Linked DNA regions of Homo sapiens: region 1 is linked to region 2. Evidence: chromatin loops called from intact Hi-C (ENCODE). Cell type or tissue: B cell. All regions are shown on one strand. Each heading gives the region's core, and the rest is flanking DNA. Links, peaks and the distances in the headings are about the cores only.

Evidence for each region. Peaks named below come from ENCODE experiments on the same cell type or tissue, not always from the same donor. Only the 100,000 strongest peaks of a DNase experiment are listed, where the experiment ranks them.
Region 1: a loop joins it to region 2, with 18 times the contacts of the local background. A loop is called at or near these places in 2 of 110 quality-filtered maps.

The regions. Positions count from the first base shown.
Region 1 is chr6:120,273,592-120,276,530 of GRCh38, reverse strand. No RefSeq gene overlaps it. Among named protein-coding and RNA genes, the nearest start is that of MIR3144, 260 kb to the right of the region's middle. In B cell, for the core only: no CTCF peak of the experiment used is centred there; a DNase peak (open chromatin) is centred at 1,800; H3K27ac peaks cover 824 bases.
Region 2 is chr6:119,740,958-119,743,896 of GRCh38, reverse strand. The region is part of intron 2 of LOC105377975 (a long non-coding RNA gene); the gene reads right to left. Among named protein-coding and RNA genes, the nearest start is that of MIR3144, 270 kb to the left of the region's middle. In B cell, for the core only: CTCF peaks have their summits at 1,306 and 1,508 (motif pointing left); a DNase peak (open chromatin) is centred at 1,506.

The DNA of each region.
Region 1 (2,939 bases), core at 338-2,837, 530 kb before region 2:
ATTATAATTGGCTGAAAAGAAAAGCAAAAGTGTATTCATCTTTGTGAGTGTAATTTGGTAAACGTTTTATTTAGCAACTTTCCACAGGCAATAGTTATGCATTAGTGTTCACCCACAGAAATTCTGGTTCCTAACCTTTAAGGGTTTACACAGCAAATGTTATATTTTTCTGTGTGTAGATAAATTCATAAATCAATGTGTACAGCTCATATTGCCTGAATCTTTATAGCAAATTTTAATCAGCTAAACACAAACAAATTTTGCCACACTTCATCCACCGCTATGATGAGATCAGAATACAGCAGATGTAGCTGCATGACAAAGAAATACTGCAATTAATGTCAGGCAGATTCTGGGTAAAACACGTCATGAAATTGTGACTAACATTTTATCTCGATCATTCAATCATGTTTTTGCACTGTAAAATAGAGTGAGAAGATAATTTTCCTATTCATATGAGAATAGTTTCAGATATAATAAATAGATATTTTGTCAAGTTTCCACAAAGTTTTGTTGCTTTGGAAACCTGAGTGGAGATATATATTTAGGCCATAAGAATGGAGGAAGAGAAGAGAAGAAAGAAAGACTAGAGATTACATCATCTTGTCTTGTGAAGTTAAGAGTATGTACCTGGTTGTGTCCATTCAATAACACAGTTCAGAAAATGTTCTACATTGGTCAGGATCTCGACTAAAACAAAATTAGAAGATTGTTGGCAAGGCAGTTTGGAAGAGAGGTATGAGGATAAACATTTTCGAATGGACACAGAGTGTAAGGATCATCTGTATGCCTACAAGGGGCTAACACTAAGGCCCGTATGACACTATTTCCTGGATGGAAGGGAGACAGCATGCCACCAGGTGCAGGTTGGTGATGGCAAGCTGATTACATAGAATGGTTTCTATCTTGGAGGGTTGGAGGGGGTAGGGGTTGTACTCAAGGAAATACATATGTTACTAGAATATGAATTTTCCTTTTGTGACTCAGTGCTCATGCTATTATCACTATTTTGGACTTACAGAGTGCCTAGTCTATCACACAATATTGTCTTTGACTAAAGGATATATTTTATATGAAAGAGGTACATCTATGGGTTAATACTCGAAGTATTCAATTGTTTACCATGTGCAAGTTCCCATAGAATGATGAGGCATAATGGTAAGGACTCATTCACAAAGTACACTGGGAGAAAACATTCTAAAAGGCTGAAGTGCTGTGCTACAGGGTACATATTAAGCCTTAAATCAATGGTCAATATGTATTGCCATTTCCCACATAGCCAGATTACACAGGTACACCAACAAAAAGGGTAGAAGTATATTGGGCCCCTTCACATTTATAGCCAATAATAATAACACACTTAAGGACTTTATTTTCTTACAACTCTAGGGACAATATACTCGAAACTTGTAGGACTAAGAGATAAGTGCTTCTACAGGGCAAACAGTTGGTTTCAATGAAATGAAAATTGAGTCACCTGGCAATTTTGTTATCTAAATATCACTGAATCAAAGAGAAGTGAGTCAGTGATCCTAATTAAAACTTATAATACAAAATGGGGGCAAGGAGGAGGTGTGTCAGAATCAGTGTTGACTGCATTGACACGTAGTATTCCCATGCTTGATGTATTAGCCCATTTTCACACTGCTATAAAAAAAATACCCAAGACTGGGTAATTTATAAAGGAAAGAGATTTAATTGACTAACAGTTCCACATGGCTGGGGAGGCCTCAGGAAACTTGTAATCAATGCAGAAGGGAAAGCAGGCACCTTCTTCACAAGGTGGCAGAAGGGAGCATGTGAAAGAGGAACTGTCAAACACTTATGAAACCAACAGAACTCAAGAGAACTCACTCACTATTATGAAAACAGCATGGGAGAAACCATCCCCATGATCCAATTACCTCCTTCCCTCGACATGTGGGGATTGCAGGTCCCCCCTTGGCATATCAGGATTACAATTAAGATGAGATTTGGGTGAGAACACAGAGCCAAACCGTATCACTTGATAACACTATTCATGGAAAACTGTGGAAACTCAAGACAAAACTACTGAAGATTTGTATTTTTCTATTTTGAGAACACAGTTTTTTTTTCAACCAAAGGTATAGAGTGGTTGCTATATTGTAGTATATAGTCTTCGTTTGAACCTCTAGGTGTATTCTCTATCCTTCGCTGTCTTTCTCTTTGAATGAGAGAAACTGTTTCCTAGAGTTTCCATTTGAGTTAAATTAAATGGAGTCTGGCAAAAAAAGATAGTGGCTTGGTATTGATTTCCTTTGTTTCCTGCCATTCAGTCCACAATTCAGTAGGTTCTGCATTCTTCTACTAGAGCCATAGCTTCTGTCTGGGCCTCATTCTCAAGGAAATAGCCTTCACTGGGTTCCAGCAAGGGTCCCTTCCCTTGTCCATTTAGGCCAAAACATGATGATAATTTCCCACTGTTGCTTGGTCCCAGAGGCTTTAAACTCTTTTCATTTTTGTTGCCTACTCCTCTATAAATTATCTTCTTAAAACTCTCTTCATATATCCCACTAAGCCTTTTCTTCTGTTCCTAGTCAGGTTTCTGACTAGGGGTTAACATAGTAAATGGCCCAAGAAAAAATGATACATTTTCGGTAATTAAGAGTATTTTAAGAAAATCATAGAGAAAAAAAATGGAAGAGAGGAATGAGAGAGAGGGGGCCCAGAATTGAATAATAGAGTCTAATAAACCAAAAAAGGAGCTTGAAAAACTAATGTATTTTTAAAACCCTGTGACATCAACCACAACATTAAACACAAAACATTAAGCCCAACTTAATAACATTTTAGAGCGTTGTTTGGATTATAAGACAAAGAATGTGTCTTCTATATAAGAGGGATCTGCTGCTATTTTTTGGCTGTCTGCCCTAGAGTTATTTTGTACTCTTTCATTGCCAAATTGTTTAGAGATAAAA
Region 2 (2,939 bases), core at 223-2,722:
GAAGGTAGTTGCTTTGCTCAAAATCACTCAGGTAGGAATTAGTGGAGGACAGATTAAAATCCAGATCTTCTGACAGAAGATCTCACAGCTCAGAAACTAGGTTGTGTGCAATTAAGCCCCTCATCCCCATAAAAGTTACTTTCTTCAATCTACTCTGGCCTTTTGAGTTAGAGAGTACAATAAAGCCTATTGCAACAATATCAGGTCTAGTTGAACCTGGCCTGGAACCTCGCTTCTACAGATCTACAGAGCCAGCAACATGGACATCATCTATCTTATTAGACACGCAGAATCTCAGGCCTCATCTAATGCTTATTAGACACACAGAATCTCAACCCTCATCCAATGCCTCCTAAGTCAGAATCTTTATTCCTACATGGGGATTCAGATGCACTTTAAATCTTAAAAAGCACTGGCCCACAACTCTAATAGTACCTTATTGCCAACCTGTGGTTGATTACCAAGCCTCGATTTACCAATTCTCCCACCTACTTTAGAGACTTGGAGTTAGAGCTAGATAGGCCTGAGTTCTGTGTGAACTTGCATAAGGAGATACAGTTTTTTCATGTGCAAATGAGGAAAATAACTCATTCTTCCCAAGGGTTGTCATTAGAATTAAGAGAAGATATATATATATGTTATATATATATATGTTATATAGATATGTCATATATGTTATAGATATGTTATGTATGTTATATATATGTGTGTGTATATATATAGTACTATATATGTGTGTATATATATACACTATATATACACATATACACATATATACACTATATATACACATATATAGTACTATATATACACATATATAGTACTATATATACACATATATAGTACTATATATATACACACATATATATATAATATCATCAAACATATATGTATTTGATGATACACACAGTAGGTACCCAATAAGTAGTAATTCCATCACTTCTTCCTCAGCCCTCACATCACTATTGACCACCATCCTTACTTACTCCCCTATAATTGACCTCAGCTAAATCCTCATTTCCATCTTTTTCGAGTCCTGATTCTAGTTCTCACTCAGCTGACATTTCCTGCCCCCTTTCCATCTTCAAAAGGGGTTCCTTTCTGGCTTGGTATGGTCTGCCATTCCCACCCTCTTCAGATAGCATCCCAGAGCAACCAACTCACAGCACATGTGCAGAGATATCACATGTGGATTGCCTAGCAAAGCTCTGTTTCATTTGCATGCTTTTGAATTCACTTGCATGCCTCCAGGTAGAGCATGTACTCTCAACTTGGCCACAGACCTTCATCACCTTTTGTCTTTCATTGGTCACATTCACAGAAGTATGTTTCTTGTCACATCTCTATAGGCACTTGTGTTTGTGAGTTTTTACACCTCAACTCCTTTAGCTTTTATCCTTATTAACTACGGAGGATAAAAGGGCAAAGGGTTTAACCCCCTGGCTAATTACAGAGGTCCCTGCACAAGCACTTGCCCCCGCCGATGACTTTCGTTGTATGTGGTCCTCTGCTGCCCCCTACGGGCCTCTTCCCACTTTGCCCACTGGCCTTGATTAATGTCTGTTCAAAACCGTTAAGAATCCTTGTCCTGATTTCATAGTGCAGTATATAGAGTGTACCCAGGTAAAACTGCAAGGTTTCACATTGGAAAGAATAACTTGAAACATAAAATACACTCCCCAACTAACAGTACTTCCTTTATAAGGTTCTATCCATAGTACTTATCTCACTTTCTTAAAAATACATAATTACTTGTCTATGTATGCCCCCACTAAATGGAAAGCACTGTCAGGGCCACATAATCCAGCCTTGGGCATAGGGGAAATACCCCAGAGGAAAGGATGCCTAGCTAGACTCACAACAAGTGAGTAGACTATAGCTTGACCAAGGACATGAAACTAAGAAAAAGCTAGAGTCTTTGAAGAAATAATCAAAGTTCAGCATGGTTAAAAAGTTGAACATTGTAAGCAGAGGTACATTAGAGGGAGAAAGTAGGAAAAGAGGAAATTGGAAGTGTAAGTTAGGTCCAGATCATTAAGGACTATATTTAAAAGTTTATAATTTGTTCTAAGAACAAAGATGATCAACTGCTGGGTTTTAAGCAGAAAGTATAGTCATCAGGTTAATATTTCTGAATGATCACCCAAGAGCATTATTACAGCAAACCAGGCAATAGAAGATGATTGTCTAGACTAGATGAATTGAGGTGAGGGGGGAGAGAAGTAGACGGAGAGAAGTAGATGGAGCCTGGAGAGATTTAGAAGATGCAATCAACATAGACTACAAAGAGAAGAGATAAATGAAGAATGACCACGTTTCTATTTTGGATCACTGGGAACATATGGTGCTAGAATTAACTGAGATCAGTATCTCAACACAAAATACCATCAAAGAAAAAACAACAACAATAAATTGAACCTGATCAAAATTTAAAATTTCTGCTCTTCAAAAAACACTATTAAGAAAATTAAAGGGCAAGGCTCAGACTCAGAGAAAATATTCACAATACATATATCTGAAAAATGACTTGTTTCAAAAATACAAAAAGAACTTTCACAATTCAATGAGACAAAAAAGCCAATAAGAAAACGGGAGAAGATCTGTACAGACACTCCACAAAAAAAGATATACATATGTGTGTGTGTGTATACATATATATATGTATGTGCATACATATACATATATATATGTATACACACACACACATATATACAATGACATATGAAAATATGCTTACCATATTTAGTCATCAGTGTGATGCAAATTAAAACCATAAGATAATATTATATAGCCATTACAATGGCAACATTTTTAAAAACTGTTAATACCATGTCTTGGCAAGAGTATAGAACAACTGGAAATCTCATACATATATTTCCAGAGGGAATGTAAAATGGTATACCTGCTTTAGAAAACAGTTTCCCAGTTTTTATAAATTT